Regions from separate parts of the Homo sapiens genome. Here region 1 is linked to region 2. Evidence: chromatin loops called from intact Hi-C (ENCODE). Cell type or tissue: CD14-positive monocyte. All regions are shown on one strand. Links, peaks and the distances in the headings refer to the core of each region. The heading gives the core; the rest is flanking DNA. Region 1 has its middle 100 kb from the start of CD8B2. Region 2 overlaps FHL2 (four and a half LIM domains 2).

Region 1 (12,504 bases), core at 2,018-10,017, 1.2 Mb before region 2:
CAGCAATTCTATTGTCCAGGTGTTTTCAGGCATAAAGTCTAATCTCAATTTAAAAATAACTAGAATTCCCAGAATAACCAGAAATAATCCAGCTTCTGGTAATGGCAAAGTAGCTTGATCAGACTAAGTCTCCTTCAGAAATAAAATACAGTTAAAACCAAACAAAATGACTATGGAAGGCACCTGGAGCCCAGGCTAATGCAAGCAGAAACTGGAGGGATGTCCAGCCTTGAAAGATGGAACCTAGAAGGGAACATGTATGAGTCTGTGGCTTTTTGCCTATGGATACCACCCGATACATGGGCACAGCTTTTGAGGGTCAGAAAATTGTAGCTGTTCTGGCAAGAAGTGCTAGAAGACAGAGTTTAGAGTCTGATAGAACAGCTAGAAAAGTATAAGGAAAATCCTGGGAGAAAGCATACCCCAGAATCTACATGCAATTATCCTCCAAATGTCTGGCTGACTAGTAAACTTCAAATGTATGGGTGAGACCCCAGTAAGCCAACAGAAAACGTAGCAGCTGGAACCTGGAAGAATTGAGCCAAGACTTTGCTACCCATCATTAAGATACAATAGACAAAACTGAAAGTATTAGCGTGAGTTTGGAGTATTGTATTGTCCTTGCTTTTAGCATAATTATAAGTTCAGATAACTGAACCTTAACAATGGTTGTGCTTAACTACAGGCTAGCAAAATTCCTGAAAATTTAACAACTGGCTCCCACGAGCTGGTTCAAGCTGGCTCCAGCACATCACTGAAGCTACCTCATTATTGGAGGGGCTGATTTTGTACTGTAATCTTATGTAAACTAGACCCCTATTTTCCAAATTTCCCTTCCATGTATGACACCAGATTGGAGCTGGCTGTAAGAGAAATCTGTGCAAGATGTGGAAATTGACATGAAGCCGCTGCCATGACGGTCAGAAGCTCAACATACGGCCCCAACACAGCAGCGGATTATGCGCATTGTCACTGATGTGTCGGCTCAGCCTGTTAACGCGGGATTGCACGGGGTAGCAGCCTGGCCTGCAGCTCCCCCAGCACCTGCCAGATAATCTCTTTCGGTGCTCCCAGGCCAGACATGTATATAGTTCCAAGATGAGTTTTCTGCTGTTCAAACACATCTTCAAAGTTAGATTCCATGAGAGACAGACCAGGCTCCAGGGTGTTCTCTCGCTTATCTCCATGAGTTCCAGTCTTTCTCCTTCTCCACCTTATGTCCAGTGTTTGTTCCCAGCTGCCTGCTCTGCGGGCCCACAACCACCACCTCAGGACCTCAATAGCTGAAGAGGCGACAGCTTTCCTCAGACTTGTCCACTTCTCCCCTGTGTAGTTCTGAATCACTGTCCTCTTTCAGACCTTTACTTCTCCAGTTAAGCAAAGCTTCCCAGGCACCACAATTGTAATTGTGTAACTGTGTAAAAGTAACAAGCCCCATAAGCAATCTCATATTCTATAATACTCATGGTGGCTCTGCTTCCCTGATTGGACCCTATGCAGTGGGTCTTGACTATCTTTTTTTTTTTTTTTTTTTTTTTTTTTAAAGACAGAGTCTCTCTGTCAACCAGGCTGGAGTGCAGTGGTGCAATCTCAGCTCACTGCAACCTCTGTCTCCCAGCTTCAAGCAATTCTCGTGCCTCAGCGTCCTGAGTAGCTGGGACTACAGGCACACGACCCCATACCAGGCTAGTTTTTGTATTTTTAGTAGGATGGGTTTTTGCCATGTTGGCCAGGCTGGTCTCAAACTGCTGACCTCAAGTGATCTCCCCGCCTCAGCCTCCCAAAGTACTGGGATTACAGGCATGACCCACCATGCCTGGCTTGACCATCATTTATTAAATGGAAGGAGATGGAATAGGATAGCATAGGTTAGTGATATGGTTTGGATATTTGCCCCCTCCAAATCTCATGTTGAAATGTGATCTGATCCCCGATGTTGGAAGTGAAGCCTGGTGGAAGGTGTTTGTCATGGGGACGGCTTCCTCATGAATGGCTTGGTGCCCTCCCTACGGTAATGAGTGAGTTCTCACTCTATTAGTTTACATGGGAGCTGGTTTTTGTAGAAGCCCAGTACCACCTCCTCTTTCTTTTGCTTCCTCTCTCACCATATGACACACTTGTTCCTGTTTAACCTTCTGCCATGAGAAAAAGCTTCCTGAGGCCTCCCCAAAACCCAAGTAGATGCTGGCACCATGCTTCTTGTACAGTCTGCAGAGCCAAATAAACCTCTTTTCTTTATAAATTACCCAGTTTCATATATTCCTTTATAGCAATGCAAAATGGACTGATAGTTAAGATAGGACAGGATTGGACAGGAGAAAATAGGATAATGTCAATGCATCATGGAGAGTAAAGGTAACTTATTTATAAAGATTTTGCTTCAAATTTTTAGATAATCTAGGTCACCTTGGGTTTAATCCCAAAGATATCAACCCTCATTCCAGCCTGTATAAACGATGCCCTCCAGAGCTGTGCAGTGTGTAGCCTGTGTGTTTATTCAAATGACATCAGTCCTGATACAAAAAGTATTTCTATATGTAGGGGTGTCTTTGTTTTAGACCGCTATAGAATAAAACTACAGACTGGGTAATTTAGAATGAACAGAAACTCATGTTTGTGGAGTCTGGGAAGTCCAAGAGCATGTGCTGGCATCTGACAAGAGCATGTGCTGCATCACCCGGTGGCAGAGGTGTGAGGATGAGAAAGAGAAAGAAGAGGGCCAAACCTCATCCCTTTATCAGGAACCCACTCCAGGAATAATGGCATTAATCCACTCACAAGGGCCCTGCCTCCTTTTAGGGTAAAGAAATTTAGGAGCATAAAACCTGTATTCAAAGATACCTTCTGATCTGTAACTAGGTACACCACTACATAACCCAGTTTTTGACTGGACATCACATCTTAGTCCTCTGAACCTAAACTCACATTGAGGAGAAAGACAGCTGTGTCCATATACAGCCAAATAGAATTCATGGTTAGGCAAATACAAAGAAAAGCCCTCTTCTCAAATGGAATGTGGTTCCACAAGCATCAGGGCAAAAGGATCTCCAAGTTGGAGGCAGATACATAAGCAAGATGCTTTAAGGACAAGTCCTAGGGAAGAAGACATAAAGACAACAGAGGAATGGGCACTAACAAGGTTCAGAGGATGCAAGACTTTGTGAGATTGCAGGAGCAGGCAAAGATTTGACAAGTGAGGCACATAGCTGAGGATATGCTAGTTCCCCTGACTGCCCATAAGCCTCAGGATTCTGAGGGACACGGTGCCCAAGAATGACATCATTTTATTATTAAAAAATATCAGCTCTTCCAAAGTCACTTCTGCTCTTCCATCTTTTGCCTAGTCTCTGCTCTGCAGGCAGATATGTCCTGTTAAAAATTTAGCCAGATCAGCTGGGCATTGATGGTACACTGTTGTCTCGCCTACTCAGGAGGCTGAAGCAGGAGGATGACTTGAGCCCAGGAGTTAGAGGCTGCAGTGTGCTATCATCGTGGAAAAAAAAAAAAAAGCCAGATGATGCCACTCCTCTTTGAAGCCTCCGTGTGTCTCACCAACAGTCTCTGAAATCCTGTGAGACCTGGCTTCCACCTATTTCTCTGACCCATTTCCTACAACACATCTCCTATGCACACACTCTGACCAGCCCCACTGACCTCCTGCTCCTTCCAGAATGGGAAGCTTTCTATCTCAAGGCTTTTGCACTTGCTTTACCCTCTGCCTGGCATGCTGTCCCCCCAGAAACCTGTATGGCTCTCTCCTTCCCCACCTCCGGGTTTTTACCAATTTACATCTTCTCCATGAGGCCTTCCATGATCCCTTATTTAAAATTGCAGCCCCACGCCCACAATCTTCTTCCTTCTTCCTCACTTCTGCATCTTCCAGGGGCCATAACACATCTCGCTTAGCATATTTTACTTATTTGTTAATTCTCTGTCAATCTTTACTGGAATATAAATGCCAGTGAAAACAGGGGTTCATCTGCTTTGTTCAAGGCTATAGTCTCAAGGCTAAAGGGGCCTAGAGGAAAATCCACACTCAATACATACATGTTGAATGAACTCGATTTCCCAGCTGGTTTTGCCGACATAGGGGAATGGTGCTGTACACATATGTACTTGTACATGTACATACATGTTGGTATTCAGCCAGCTTAGTGAATTTTATTATTAGTCATAATACTGAATTAATTCTCACGGTTTTTTTTAATATAGATGTTTACACAATAATATCAAAACATTCCTTCCTAGAAGCAATGAATCCCAGACCGACCTAGCTGTTTTGTAAACGGTAGTAATATTCAAGACTAATAGGGAGGTAGAAAAAGAAATCAGACTTTCAAACAATATTTTAAAAATATTATCCAGCCACTATAAAGAAAGGGCTTATATCAGAGCCAATTGTTGATTGGATTGCTGATTCATTTTAAACAAAATAACTTCACGAGATGGAAAAGTGGCTTTAAAAAGATTTTTGTGTATTCACTATAGATTCAATATGGTACTAATAATGCCAGCCCAGGTGAACCTCAAAAAAATAACTAATATTAGGAGAAGGGTCCTAATACTACTATTTTTTTTTTCTTTGAGACGGAGTCTCGCTCTGCCGCCCAGGCTGGAGTGCAGTTGCACGACCTCAGCTCACTGCAAGCTCCGCCTCCCAGGTTCATGCCATTCTCCTGCCTCAGCCTCCCGAGTAGACTACTTCTAATACTAGTTCTTCATCAACCACATGTCAAGATAGAAGCAATGAGAAGTTGAACGGTAACTGTCAAGGAGGAGTATGGTTATATTTCCACCATTGGTGGCAAACCTCTGCCTGTGTGACTTGCGATATCGGCTAATGCTATTATGAACCCATCAGCACTAGACACAAAGACACTAAAAGACATTGAAAGACGTGAATAAGGATGTTGAAAGACATCCTTATTTCACCTTCAGCTCATCACTTAGTACTCGTATACAAGTTATGAGTAAATATACATATTGGGGGTGCACAGTCCAAAAAGTTTCAATGTCACTGCTCCAGAGCAATGTATATTAAACTTCTGGGAATATGAACCCTATACAGAATCTGGTGAAAGCCAAAGGTGCAACCTTAAATAAATACGCATTCATGCTAACTGTCACGAGGGCTTGGTCACCTCCAGGAGGCCCACCCGCATATTTATTTCTTTATTTTTATTTATTTATGAGAAGGAATCTCACTCTGTTGCCCAGGCTGGAGTACAGTGACGCCATCTTGGCTCACTGCAACCTCCCCCTCCCAGGTTCAAGCGATTCTCCTGCCTCAGCCTGCCGAGTAGCTGGGACTACAAGGCACCCGCCACAGCGCCGCCACCACACCCGGCTAATTTTTTGTATTTTTAGTGAAGACGGGGTTTCACCGTGTTAGCTAGAATGGTCTCAATCTCCTGACCTCGTGATCCACCCGCCTCGGCCTCCCAAAGTGCTGGGATTACGGCTGTGAGCCACCGCGCCCGGCCACGACCCACATACCTTTTAAGGGTCCGTGGACTCCAAAGGTAAGAAAGAATCCGTACTCTTGTTAGAAATGTTGGCTTATACTTTGATTTAGGTTAAAGGGTGGCGAGTGCTTTCTGTTCATTCTTCTGAAGTGAACAGAAGCAATGAAAACCTAAGTCTCATATTTTAGACAAGAAACGAACATAATGGGAAGGTTCACAGGCGGCATAGGATTTCCCCACTCGCTGCGCATACCCTGGATGGGCAGCAGGGGGCAGCGGAGCACAAGAGGACCGGGACCACAGCGCCCGGAGGCTGATACCCCGCAGCTGATCCACAACACTGCAAGCTCACCCCAAAGAGGGGCAGTGTGTGAACCCAGAGGACTCTCGTCAAGTGAAATAAGACAGGCATGAAGGACAAACACCGCAGGATCTCACTCCTATCTGGAACCTTAAAAAGTTGATTTCATGGAGGTATAGAGTAAAATAGTGACCAGGCGCTGGGGAGAGCAGGGGGGAGGCAGGGAACCAGAGAAGTTGGTCATCCGGGCAAAGTCACAGTTAGGAGGAATGATTTCTGTTACACAGTAGGGTGACCATAGGAAATAATGTAGTGTATATTTCAAGATAACCAGAAGATACTCAATGTTGTCACCACAAAGAATAAACGTCTAAAGTAATGGATGTGGTAATTATTCCAATTTGATCATTGTGTGCATTGAAACATCACACTGTACCCCATACACTTGTACAATGATAATGTGTCAATTATACATTTTTTTAAAATCCCATTAACAAAAAAAAGAAAAAGGAAAGAAAAGGGACCAATTGTCCTCTGCCAAACTGAGTATTCTAGGCTTGGCTAGATCTGTATGGCCAAAGAAAAATGAGGCAAAATAATTAAACTCTCAAATGTCACCTAGAAAAACCAACAGCACACACTATCTAAACCCACGCAGTTATTACGTGGGAAGCCGAGGCACGAAAATTGCTTGAGGTCAGGAGTTCCAAACCAGCCTGGGCAACATCTACAAGCAACAATATCCCGTCTCTACAAAAATACAAAATTAGCTGAGCATGATGATACTGTAGTCCTGGCTACTCAGGAGGCTGAGGTGGGAAAATTGCTTTAACCCAGGATTTTGAGTCCGCAGTGAGCCTTGATGGCACCACTGCACTGAGCCTAAGCCACCGAGTAAGAAGACCCTCTTACATACATACATAAATGAAATACATACATACATAAATACATACATAAAATCTATTTAAAGCAATTAAAATTTCTACTGCTACTATAGTATAACACAACTAGATTCAAAACAGTCTTCTCAACAAAGCAGAGTATTTTTCAAGCAACAATTCTAAGCCACACGCTGCCGTCCCCTACTCAGTATCCACCCCTAGCCCACACAACTCGCTACCCTCGGCCCTGACTCACTCAACTACCTACCGGACCCCACTACCCACCTACACCCCGTGTAAACCCACGCACTATCTACACCGTACCCCATTCCACTCATTTAACTCCACGCTTATTAACTTACCTTCCCCAAACACATACCTGCTCACAACCTACCTCTCATTCTAAGTAACAAATATAAAATCATTGTCAAAAGCATTGACATACTTGCAGTACTCTTCCCTGCAGAAATACTATCTTTCCTTTTACTGAAATCTTTTGTGATCCTCCGGTAAATACCAGTTTTTTTATCTACGATTTTATGGCTTCTGTTGGCTTAGTCTATTTGTTGTTGTAAACAAAATATTTTCCATAACATATTCAACATTATTATTGCAGTGTAAGGAAAACAATTGACTTTTATCTACTTACTTTCTACGTTGGGACTTCTCTGAACTCTTGCTTATAAGTTCGTGAAACGATTCTCGTGAGTCTTCCCTCAAAATGTTTTCACGTATAGGAAATGTTGTTGGAATCACAGCAAAAAGAGTGGTGATGAACAGAGGTGGAAGGAGCCAGGCATTACGCTCGTCCTTCATGGTTCCGCCCCCTGGCCCAGCCTCTGGGTCACACCCTTCCTTAAGGCTGCCCTCCCAGTTCTCCTGTCCCTCTCGGTTGAGCAAGCCCAGGGTCCTTTCTTGCCAATCTGGACCTGGTGCTGTGTCCGGAATTGGTGGGTTCTTGGTTTCACTGACATCAAGAATGAAACTGCGGACCCTCACAGTGACTGTTACAATTCTTAAAGATAGTGTGACCAGAGTTTGTTATTTCTGATGTTCGAAAGGGTTCGTAGTTTTTCCTTCTGCTGGGTTCGTGGTCTTGTTGGTTTCACGAGTGAAGCTGCAGACCTTCGCGGTGTTACAGCTCTCAAGGCCGCGCGTCCACAGTTGTTCATTCCTCTCAGTGAGTTCGTACTCCCGTTGGCCTCAATAGTGAAGCAGCAAACCTCTGCAGTCAGTGGTACAGCTGACTCAAATGAAAGCACTGCGGACTCAAATGAGTAGCAGCAGCAAGCTTTACTGCGAATATTAAAAAAAACAAGCCATACAAGCCCCACAACAGAACCTAACCTGATTGCCACTGCTGCCTCAGGCAGCCTGCTTTTATTCCCTTATCTGACCCCACCCAAATCCTGCTGATTGGCCCATTTTACAGAGAGCTGATTGGTCTGTTTTACAGAGAGCTGATTGGTCCGTTTTGACAGGGTGCTGATTGGTCCATTTTACAGAGAGCTGATTGGTCCGTTTTGACAGGGTGCTGATTGGTGTGTTTACAATCCCTGAGCTAGACACAGAGTGCTGATTGGTGCATTTATAATCCTCTAGCTAGACACAAAAGTTCTCCAAGTCCCCACTAGATTAGCTAGACACAGAGCACTGATTAGTGCCTTTACAAACCCCAAGCTAGACACAGAGTGATCATTGGTGCATTTACAATCCTCCAGCTAGACATAAAAGTTTTCCAAGTCTCCACCTGACTCAGGGGTTCAGCTGGTTTCCCCTAGTGTATCCCCTGCCCTAGGATCCAGCGCACTAGGATCCCGCCCCAGGTGCAGGTGGAGCTGCCCGCCAGTCCCCCAGGCCGCAGGTCTGCACTCCTCAGCCCTTGGGCGGTGGAGGTGACCCAGCGCCCCTGAGCAGGGGGTAGCGCCCCAGGGCAGGGGGCAACGCGGGTCAGGGAGGCTCGGGCTGCGCGAGAGCCCACTGCGGGAAGGTGGGGCGCTCGAGCGTGGCGGGCTGCAGGTCCCGATCCCTGCCCCACGGGGAGGCGGCTGAGGTCCAGCGAGAATTCGACCAAGGCGTGGGCGGGCCCACACTGCTGGGGGACCTGGCGCGCCCTCCACAGCTGCTGGCCCGGGTGCTAAGCCCCTCACTGCCCGGGAGTGCGCGGCCCGCGGAGCCCGCGCTCACCTGGAACTTGCGCTGGCAAGCACCGCCCTCAGTCCCGGTTCCCGCCGGCGCCTCTCCCTTCACACCTCCCCGCAAGCAGAGGGAGCTGACTCCGGCCTCAGCCAGCACAGAGAAGGGCTCCCACAGTGCAGCGGCGGGCCGAAGGGCTCCTCAAGCGCGGCCAGAGTGGGCACCGAGGCCCAGGAGGCGCTGAGAGTGAGCGAGGGCTGCTAGGCTGCTGTCACCTCTCACTGCCACCACATCAGTGGGCCCTTCTTACTTAAAAGGTGTCCGACAGCTAACCTGAGGACTGACTATTCTGTTAACAGATCTGCCTTAGATGCCTAAGGCATCCCTGCCTTTGAAGAGCTGAGGTTCGCTCCATCCTAAGCCCGCCAAGGCCTCTTCCAGCTTCTGTGTTTCCACGCACAGGCACCTGACGCACTTGGGCCATGACAGGTGAGGTGCTGTTTTAAAGAAGCCTCCTAATTCTTGAAAAGCACTGATGGAAAGACATAGCCTCTTTGTGGATTGTGCTATGTTTGATGGGAGTGCATACCTGAGGCCACAGTTTTGACACCAGGAAAGGAGGGAACCTGAGGTACAGCAGTCACAGGAGGCATGCAGGACCTGCCAGGAGCATTGCAGAGAAGTGGAGCCGGAGCCTGACGCCCTGGGACTTCCCTCCACTCTATTCCTTGCCATGGGCATGGCCAATGGTCTTCTAGTGTGGGCAGGGAAAGTATCCGCACTGATCATCTGAAGGATGCAAAATCAGCACAATCACAAAAAGGCTTCATGGAAGGACTCATCATTCAGCAAATGATTTATCACTAGCTAGGCGCCAGGACTCTGTTTATCTCTTTATCTAGATCAACAGTACTCCCAAGGCCAAAAGCCATAAAGGAGAAGATGCATGGACATAACCAGAGTATTTCAAAATGCCTTCAAGACAAAATTATTTTCAAAACATAGGCAAATGCAAAAGTCAAGTGAAAACTGGAGAAACTGTGTTTACAAGGAATCTAACGAAAACCCAATTTCCTTATGACATAAAAAAAGTATCAAATCAATAGCAAAAAGTAAAACAAAAACCTAATAAAAATAAAGCAAATGACATGATAGGACACAATCCTAAATAGATAAATACATAAATAGATGACTTTAAATAAGTTCTTAGCAATTTCAACCTCACATTTTAAAATTCACGAACTAGTTATTATAAGAGATCCTTTTTCACATATCCAAGTAAAAATTGTTTTACCAGCTTGACCATACACAATGTTTGCAGTGTTGGAGGGAAAGGTACCCTTACACACTGTTAGAGGTAAACAGGCGCCGCCTCTTTGGAATTTGGAATTTGTCAAATACGTAAGCATTTTAAATGCATGTAACCAATGACCCAGCTATCATCCTTTCTAAAATTGGTTTCACAGATAAACTCATTCCTTTTAAATAACTGATTTAATAAGTGACCTTAGGGCACAGATTATTTGACAAGAATATTTATTGTCTACTTGAATTCAGAGATTTTGGCACTGTGCAAGGCACACATGGGGAGTCTATAGATATGTGAATAAATAGCATCCCACCAGACAGCTAAGGACAGAATCATTGCCTGGAATTCTTTCCTCCGGGTATTGTCAATGCGATGTAAGAATATAAAACAAATAATGAGAGAATTCTAAAGCGAGAGGAAATAGAAAACGCTAACCCAAGGGGTTTGGCCGCTTTACCTCATCCTGACTCTAGATGGCAGCATCCGCTCACTTCCCCCAGCTGGGAGACTAGCTCCAGAAGCAGCCTGAATCCGAGCGAAATTGGAAGTTTTCCATGTAGGAGAATCAGCCGGGCACGGGCATCTGCTCAAGCCCCACTTGCAGTTAGGAGGATTCTCCCCACTTGAACGAACTCACAGAAGCAGATATCTGACCCCACTTTGGTCCGTTTACTCCATACATACAAGCCAAGGCATTTGTTTCTTTTTTTTTTCTTTTTTTTTTTTTTTTTTTTGTGGTGGAGGGGCGCTGTGATTTGTTTGGTTATGAGCCAGAAAAATGCCAGATATGTCCTGAGTGCTTCCCAAGCTCAATCACAGATAGGCACTTCCTTGACCTAACTGAGCTTCAAAAACGCATCAGCAAAAACACCCACGTAAGATGTCCGATGGGAGGCACCTCGGGACATATCCTAGGCAACAGCAGGGAGGCCCGCTTCCTCCTGCCGGCCGCGAGCAGCGCAGCACCTCTAGGGCCCGCGGAGAGAGCGAGGTCTCCCTGCCATGCGTGGGGTGGAGGCGGTGCTGTGCAGGACTCCCCTGCGGTCCACCTAGACTCTCAGCTTTAAAACTCCATTCCCAGGCTAAAAGGAAAAGAAAGCACTGGGAGGAGAAAACGGACAAGAAGTTCAAAACTCAGGTTATGGAAAAAGAGATAAATGAATCCTCACAGAAGCAATTTAGACTAGAGGCTTGAAAAGCCCAGGGTTATCTGGAAGAAATGAGATTTCCCCTAAGCATAAAACCTATGGTATGGAAATGAAACTGATTGAAGAAATACGTTGTGTGTGTGGGGGGGCGGGTGTCTATCTTTCAGTCTCTCTCTGTCTCTGTCTCTGTATCTCTGTCTGTCTATCTGCCTCTCTCTGTCTCTGATCTCTGTCTCTATCTCTGTCTGTCTCTATGTCTCTGTATCTCCCTATCTCTCTGTCTCTGACCTCTGTCTCTGTATCTCAGTTAACTCTCTGTAGCTCTCTCTGTCTCTATCTTTCTGTCTCTCTCTCTGTCCCTGTCTTTCTGTCTCTCTCCCACACACACACACACACACACTCCAAACAAAGTGTAGTGAAGGAGAGCTGGATAAATTACTGCGCACATGCTGAGGGAAAAGGCAGATTGATAGACAGGGGTGGCTAAAAAGCAACCCTGCGATCCGGTTCCCAGCAAATCTGCCACTCAAGTTTCTCATCTCATCAGGGATGGGAAGGAACAGAAGGCTCCACTGCGGTGCTGGCTGTGGGCTTATACGTTGCCGATCCCTGGGGACTGGACCTAGTGCTATTCTGCAGAAGGTAATTGAAGAAACCCTACTAGGAATGAAGAAACCCAAGTGAAGGAGGGTGACAGATGGAAAGGAATGCTTCTAAGCAGTTTTCGTGCAGGGTTGTGAAAATGAAGCGTCTATAGAGGAAAAGGACATGTTTCACAGGCTCAAGGATTTGAGTTTAAGCTTCAATAAAGATGAGAAACAGAGTAGGAATTTCCCTAGCAGTTCTTTGTACGGAAATTAGCGTGAAGATCTGAAGGGCTTCGGTACTGACAGCAACTTCCAAACTGCTTCAAGCCGCTCACCATCAAAATGAGGTGAATATCCAAAACATTTCCTCCCTAGAGAGAACTTCTGACAAGATCAGGGAAATGTAAGTTTAGCGACTAAACCAGGACGCGGTGGGCAGGCTCACGGCAGCACCCTCCACTCAGTGTGGCTTCCTTCCTGCCCCTGTCATCACCTGTGAGGTGTGGGCCTTGCAGCGAGATTGGGGTATTCACCCAGTTTTCTTCCTTGAGTCTAAGTGAGGATTGCTTGGTAGACATTAGAATCCACAAGCATAAAAGGTAACGTTGCAGGGGCTGAGGAAGCCACTGCCATCCGGGGAGCCACAGGACATGGAAGCTGAGGGACAGACGGCAGAG
Region 2 (8,000 bases), core at 1-8,000:
TGATGGGACTGTGTCCCTCATGGTTTTTTTGTGTGTGTATGTGGGGGGAGTTATTTGTTTTGTTTTGTTTTTTATGTAGGAGAGCAGAATCTTTTATTTTAAAAAGCAAAGTGGACAAAAATATGTGGAATTTCAAAATACAGAAAGAAGCTGGGTGCGGTGGCTTATACCTGTAATTCCAGTACTTTGGGAGGCTGAGGTGGGTGGATCACTTGAGGTCAGGAGTTTGAAATCGGCCTGGCCAATGTGGTTCAGTGGTGCAATCTTGACTCACTGCAACCTCTGCCTCCCAGGTTCAAGAGATTCTTCTGCCTTAGCCTCCTAAGTAGCTGAGACTACAGGCGTGCACCACCACACCTGGCTAATTTTTGTATTTTTAGTAGAGATGGGGTTTCATCATGTTGGTTTGCTTTGTTTTTGATAATAAAGAAATACTGAAGAGACTGACATATGGGAAATAGTTTAGAAATATATGTAGGATGCCAGGTGTGGTGGCTCACCCCTGTAATCCCAGCACTTTGCAAGGCTAAGGAGGGCGGATCACGAGGTCAGGAGTTTGAGACCAGCCAGGCTAACATGGTAAAACGCTGTCTCTACTAAAAATACAAAAAATTAGCCGGGCATAGTGGCGGGCGTCTGTAGTCCCAGCTACTCGGGAGGCTGAGGCAGGAGAATGGCCTGAACCCAGGAGATGGAGCTTGCAGTGAGCTGAGATCACGCCACTGCACTCCAGCCTGGGTGACAGAGTGAGACTCCGTCTCAAAAAAAAAAGAAAGTTATGTAGGATAAGGAATAATCATTTTTTAAAAAGGCAAGGAGGTAATCTGACCTTTGGTAAGATGGTTTCTTACTGCCACTACATTTCTCTGGTTAATATAACTTTAAAACAACTGTGACACACTATGACAGGGAAGAAAAATGCCCAGGCTGACACAGTCCCAGCCCTGTTGGCAGCTGTAAGGGAAAACAGCTGGAAGGGCTGCATGGTGACTTTAGATGGGGCAGCTCCAGGCAAGAAGGCCTCTTCTAAGATCATGTGGATCCTGCAGAGGCTGGAAACTCGGGCCCCAGTGCTGTGCGACAGTGCAAATGAGAATTGAAGCCCGTAGAAAGCCAGGCTGACCTGTGTCCTGCCCCACAGGGAGTCACTGCAGAGACACAACACTCAGTAACAATAAGAACCACGACATTAATTGAAAAACAAATTAAACCCTTACTAGTTTCCTGAACAAGGGCCCAAGGAAGCTTCCACTGGGGACTCTAGGGGCTGTTTAAAGACTTTAACTGTTAGCACCAACCATGACATAAAAAGTATGCATATTTCCCGGATTTTGAATTTTTCACCTGTCTTGACTTTCTGTGTTAGTCACGTTCTCCAGAGAAACAGAATCAATCAAGGAAATGTATACACATAGATACATACATAAGGAGAGAGAGAGAGAGAGAGAGAGAGAGAGATTTCAAGGGATTGGCTCATGAGATTGTGGAGGCGGTAAGTCTGGAATCTATAGAACAGGGCAGCAGGCTGGAGGCTCAGGGAAGAGATGATACTGCAGTTCCAAATGGGAGCATTTGAATTCCGTAGGGCGGCAGGCTGGAAACTCAGGCAGGGTGTGTCTATTGCAGTCTTGAGAAGAATTAGTTGCCCTTAGGGAAACCTTAGTCTTTGCCCCTAAGGCCCACTACCGATTAGATGAAGCCCGGCCCTGATACGTGGGTAACGTGCTGCACTCGAAGCTTGCTGACTTAGATGTTAGTCACATCTAAAAAACACCTTCACGGCAACAAGTAAACCTGTTTTTTGACCAAACAACTGGGTACCAGAGCCCAGCCACGCTGACACATAAAATTAACCATCACACCTTCCCTTTCTCATGGTGTTTACTGGGGAGGGAAAGAAAAGAAAAACATGATCAGATAAGAAGTAAAAACCTAATGTTCAGTGAGAGGTAACCCATACTGAATATCTGAGAATTAACTGGCCGGCAGCCTCTTCTACTAAGGAATGGGGGAAGCAAGAATTCAGGCTCTGTGGTAAGAAATGCTGTGTAGTAATAATAACAACACAGCTACAGCTTCCAGCCCCTGAGCACACACACAGGCGTCAGACCCTGCTGCTTTACAGAATCCCATTGAATCTTCGGTGTTCCCTGGGTTGGATGGCTTCATCCCCATTTTACAGGTGCCTCTGCCAGAAGAAACGGACTGGGCACCAAAGGCAGGGCGTCTAGAAGAATCCCGGTGTATGCAAAACAAACCAGCACCGACAAAACACTGAATCAAAGCACTTGCTTGCCTGGGTTTGATTTTTAAAAGTGTTAGAACCCATTCAAGATGAATATGGGTTTACAGCGTCAGTGCACAGCTTTTGCGGTGAATTTACATTTAGAGGACAAGTGAAAAACTCACCCACCAGCTCCACACCCCCCACACAAGTCAGTTTCCTGATGACCAATCAGGAAACTGGAATACCATCAGTAACCCCAGTGCTGGGGTTTACCGGCTCTCGCGCCCCTATTAGCAGACGTTGCTTACAGATGCACCACAGCCTCTGAGCAGACTCAAGTAGCGATTCTGTCTCCAACCCTGCAACCAAATTTCTGGCTCCTCATTTGACTTTTTTTTTTTTTGAGCCAGGATCTCGCTCTTTCGCTCAGGCGGGAGAGTAGTGGTACGATCACTGCTCACTGCAGCCTTGACCTCTCGGGCTCAAATGATCCTCCCACCTCAGCCTCCTACGTGTCTAGGACCTCAGGCACACACCACCACACCCGCCTAATTTTTTTTTTGGGGGGGTAGAGACAGGGACTCTCTATGTTGCCCAGGCTGGTCGCCAACTCCTGGGCTCAAGAGATCTCCCGCCTTAGCCTCCCAAAGTGCTGGGATTACAAGGCTGAGGCACCGCAGCCAGCCTCATTTGACTATTTGAATCAGATTAAGACATCCCTTCTTCAAGACTGCGCTTCCGCCTGCGGGAGACTTGGTTCAGAGTGTGCGATTCAGTTAGGAGAAGGAACGCTCCTGCCACCTGCCGGTATTGCTGCATATGACCATGCAGGCTTGCGGCCACTGCTGTCGCCATGCCTGAGGTGCACGCGCCATGTCCCTGAGGCTCCAGGTGCCCTGTGCATTCCCTGCACGTAGAGTTGCCCTCGAACTGGTGTTGATCTGATCAGACTTATTTCAGAACTCGACAAGAATGCCATGAGAGTCATAATTGCCCCATATTCATTGGCAAAATCCTTTGGCTTCTGGGCTGCTTGATCAGAATGAATGTCAGAGATCCAAAGAGCAAGTGACAAAAGTATGCATGGAGGTTGAAGAAAATCTTTGTGAATTCAAAGTCCTTCCACTATTTTTACTTGAATTTCAATTGCTTCATGTAATGTTTGTTTTAGGATTCATCACCCCACAATTGAATTCCATAGATTGTACAGCTTAGTTTTGAATTAAAAGATCGCTGCGTGTCACCATCCCAAATTCCCTCTCACACATTGCCCCCCAACACACACCCTGCTTATTTTATATAATCTCAAATGTCTGGTCTTGGAAGTACAGGAAGCTGAGAAAATGATCCTAAATAACAATCGTGATAATTCTCAGCACATTCCTAATTACTGGAGGACAGACATTTCATGACCAACTTTCTAGCCAGCTAAAATACAACCCCTAGCTTTGTCCTTGGGACCATAAGATTTTGGGGCTGAGAGCTATGGACTAGTCTATAGACTCCTATAAGCCACCTGTGTTACTGCAGCTGCTTCCACCTGGTCTGGAGCGGGGCAGTCCCTCTGTCGGCTTGATTCCCCATCATTCCCTGACCCCCAGTTGAAGTCACATGTATGTGACCCTCATGCCACAGTCCCCAGGGATTGGCAACATTTTTCCTTCAAAAATCAGATAAATATTTGGGGCTTTGTGGACCATACAGTCTCTGTCACAACTACTCAACTATTACAACTACACAACAACTGCACAACTGCACACAGCTGCACACTACTCGGCCGTCTAGCTTAAAAGCGGATGTAAACAATGGAAGTAAATTAATGGGCGTGGCTGTGTTCCAATAAAACTTCATTTGAAAAGCAGGCAGCAGTCTGGATTTGGTCTTACACAGTGGCCAGGCCCCTCAGCTAGTCCGGGCACTTACAACACTTTCCTCTTTCTTTGTCCCTGATACTTATTTCCCCAGATTGTTCTTTACCTTTGCTTTATATGAAGGGTACTTGTTTATACGCCTATCTGGAATCATCCGTTACTATAAATAGATACACTTCTTTCTGGCAAACAAAAATGAAAAAATGTCAGTCAACAGACACCGAGCACTTGCAGTGAGTCCAGCTTGGTGGTGGCAGGGGTGACCCATAAGTGTTTCAGTTCTCTAGAGCTCCTCAGTTCACTTGGAGAAATGGTAGAAATGTATCAAATGCTAATAGTTATTCAAAAGACAATGGATGGCGTAGGTTTAGGCAATTACTAAATGGGATGTACAAGTAACACATGAAGATTTCAGCCAGGCATGGTGGTGTGCACCTGTAGTTCCAGCTACTCAGGTTGAGGCAGGAGTTTCCCTGGAGCCCAGATGTTCAAGGCTGCAGTGAGCCAGGATCGCACCACTGCACTCCAGCCTGGGTGACAGAGTGAGACCCTGTCTCGAAAACAAAAAAAAACTACATGTAGGTTTTAATTATAGCACTTAGTACAGTGCATAAAACTACCTAGATACATCACAACTTGGTTCAACAGGCAGTATGTAAAGTGAGTGTTGTAGAGGCTGCTCACTGAATCAGGTTCGAGGTTCCAGGTTCATTCACACTCTAGCCATTTCCATCCTGCTGTGAACCAGACGGGGTGTTCATTATCAGGTGTGCAATAGGTGAATACAGTCCCTAGACTCCAAAAGTCATGCTCCATGGGAATTCATCGGAGCTATGCCACACTTCTCTTTATACTTTGCATTGCTGAGAGAGACTTAACTTTTTTTAGATTTAACATTCCTAACCACGGTATTCAATAAATAAATGTTAAGTGCCTAAAATGTACACGTGTTGTTCTAGGAGCTGGGTGTACAGTAGTGAACCAAAAGACAAAGTCCACGCCCTGCACAAAATAGGAATTACCTCCATGTAGAGGCGAGCCTTCAAGAGCTGAAGTGGCTTGCTCTGGTCATAAAACTAGAGGGCAGCAAGCTCTGAAGGCAGATTGCTGGGACTCCACACCCCTCTAACCATAACTCTGCTGTGTTCCTCTTGACCCTGATGACAGGTACCCGCAAGATGGAGTACAAGGGCAGCAGCTGGCATGAGACCTGCTTCATCTGCCACCGCTGCCAGCAGCCAATTGGAACCAAGAGTTTCATCCCCAAAGACAATCAGAATTTCTGTGTGCCCTGCTATGAGAAACAACATGCCATGCAGTGCGTTCAGTGCAAAAAGGTATCTCAGATGCCCCCTTGGCCCTTGCACGTTCTGGCTGGTTTGCCTCCATGGTCCATGTCTGTCAGTTCTCTTTCCAAAACCAAGGATACCTGTGATACTTAAGTGGCGTGGGAGCTGTGCCTGTCCTGCCTTACATTCTGAGCATTTATCCATCGGGTCTGGGTGTCCATCCTTCTTTCAAAGACATCAACATTGTTGAGCTCTGTGATCAAATCGTTTAACCCTGCCTTCTTCTAGACCATTTCTAAATATGTTCTTATGTTGATAACCTGAGGTTAGAGGGAAGGGGAGCCACCATCCCAAAGCTGTCTTGTTCAGCTTCTCTCCATGAATAAAACAAGAAAACAACTGCAAACTTGAGAGGGAGAGAAAGATGGAAGGAAGAGGGAGGAGAGGAAGGGAGGAGAGAGAGACGGATGTGAGAAGAAAAGTAAAGGAGAAAAGTCTGCCTCCATGGATATGGGACAGATCATTTATTAAATGTATCTACTCTGGCCGGGCATGGAGGCTCATGCCTGTAATCCCAGCACTGTGGGAGGCCAAGGCTGGTGGATCACCTGTGGGAGGCCAAGGCTGGTGGATTACCTTAGGTCAGGAGTTCAAGACCAGCCTGGGCAACATGATGAAACTCCATCTCTACTAAAAATACACAACTTAGCTGGGTGTGGTGGCACACGCCTGTAGTCCCAGCTACTCAGGAGACTGAGGCAGGAGAATCACTTGAACCCGGGAGGTGGAGGTTGCAGTGAGCCAAGATCCCACCACTGCACTCCAGCCTGGGCGACTGAGCGAGACTCCATCTCAAAAAATTAAAAAAATAAATAAATAAACTTATCTACTCGATAATGTGCTATTCCAGTCATGGCTCTGTTAGGGTTAAAGAAAGAAAGGGAACTGCATATCTGTAGGAAGCCATCTCTCTGCCCAGTTGCCCCCCGACCTGCACCCTTCAGGGTGTAGCTTAGTTTTCTGCTGTGCCCTCTGACTCTTAGACACACGCAATTCTTATTATGCTATAGCTTCCAGCGTCTCTGTCCTGTTAGGATTTGCATCAGCCTGTTGAGTGGCACCCTCCCACTGCTCACTCGCCCTGGGCAGCGCCAGCTGTGGAACTCATCACAGGTTCTGTTCGCTCTCCTCCTGTTATTGACTCTGCTCACCCAGCTTCTGCTGTTTTGCCCTTGGGGCCTCTACCCTTGCGTCTGGGCCATGGAGAAACATCCCCAATGCTGCTACCTGTACCTGGCTGGCCTGGGCAAGAATATCCCCACCTTGCCCACACCTTTTCTAAGTGCTGAGTATTCTTACCAATTTCCATTCAGTCTTTCTCTCATTTCCTTTTTTTTTTTCTTTTTTTGAGACAGAATCTCACACTGTCGCCCAGGCTGGAGTGCAGTGGCTCGATCTTGGCTCACTGCAACCTCCGCCTCTTGGGTTCGAGCAATTTCTCCTGCCTCAGCCTCCCAAGTAGCTGAGATTACAGGCGTGCGTCACCATGCCCAGCCGGTTTTTTTTGTATTTTTAGTACAGACGGGGTTTCAACATGTTGGCCAGGCTGATCTCGGAACTCCTGACCTCAGGTGATCGACCTGCCTCCACCTCCCAAAGTGCTGGGATTACAGGCGTGAGCCACCATGCCTGGCCCCATTTGTTCTTTACTGTTATTTTAAATTTTATTTCTCTTTATTTCCTCTCCTTTTATGCTTCTGTTTTTTTCTTTTTTTGAGACAGTTTCACTCTGCCACCTGGGCTGTAGTACAGTGGCATGATCTCAACTCACTGCAACCTCTGCTTTCTGGGTTCAAGTGATTCTCCTGCCTCAGCCTCCTGAGCAGCTGGGATTACAGGCAGGTGCCACCACCAAACCCACCTAATTTTTTTTTTTTTTTTTTGTAGTAGAGACGGTGTCTCACTTTGTTGGCCAGACTGGTCACAAACTCCTGTTTTTTTCTTTATTCTTAGATTGAGCTCTCATTCCTGCTTTTATTTTAGGAACCCTCTTCCCTGTTCTCTCCCCTTTTTATTTTTATTTTGGTTTGTTCTTCTCATCAAGACCTAACGGAAGTTCATCTGAGTTGCTCTTCCTCTGTCATCTTTCCAATGTGTGCTTTATTCATTTGCAGAAATGAAAGCAACACATCCTTCTGGGATGCATGCTTTTTGTGTGCATGTTCATTAAATACACAAAAACATTCATGCCAGAAGCATCCATTCCTCGACATGAACTTGGCCCTCTCAGGCACTGGGGATCTGATGCTGGACAAGATGCAGACACTTAACTGTAGTCTAGGTGGAAGTACACTCCAGTGTCAAACCCGTCAGTAGTTACTGAGCAGTGTGCTATGGAGGAGAAGAGCAGAGTGTGGAATGGAGGGACCTCAACTAATCTGAGGAGTTGGGGGCCAGGGTGGTGTTGAGGGAAGGAGTCTCTGAGAAAGTCATGCTATGCTCAGAGGCATTGAGTTAGCTGATGTGGGTGGGAAGCATGGAATCCGGAGCAAGGGAGGACTGAGGACACATGTTGCAGGCAGAGATGTCTTACACACACAGGCTACTGCATTC

Evidence for each region. Peaks named below come from ENCODE experiments on the same cell type or tissue, not always from the same donor. Only the 100,000 strongest peaks of a DNase experiment are listed, where the experiment ranks them.
Region 1: it touches region 2 in a loop (4-fold over the local background); 7 of 110 quality-filtered maps call a loop at or near these places.

The regions. Positions count from the first base shown.
Region 1 is chr2:106,580,806-106,593,309 of GRCh38, reverse strand. No RefSeq gene overlaps it. Among named protein-coding and RNA genes, the nearest start is that of CD8B2, 100 kb to the right of the region's middle. RefSeq lists a silencer at 3,127-3,347. In CD14-positive monocyte, for the core only: CTCF peaks have their summits at 5,525 and 5,724 (motif pointing right); a DNase peak (open chromatin) is centred at 5,739.
Region 2 is chr2:105,365,005-105,373,004 of GRCh38, reverse strand. It overlaps FHL2 (four and a half LIM domains 2), which reads left to right. Exons shown (of 7, transcript NM_001318895.3): 5 at 5,266-5,435. It also overlaps a transcript of C2orf49 not described here. Among named protein-coding and RNA genes, the nearest start is that of FHL2, 30 kb to the left of the region's middle. RefSeq lists enhancers at 2,594-3,093, 3,094-3,595. In CD14-positive monocyte, for the core only: CTCF peaks have their summits at 2,839 and 3,038 (motif pointing left); a DNase peak (open chromatin) is centred at 3,004.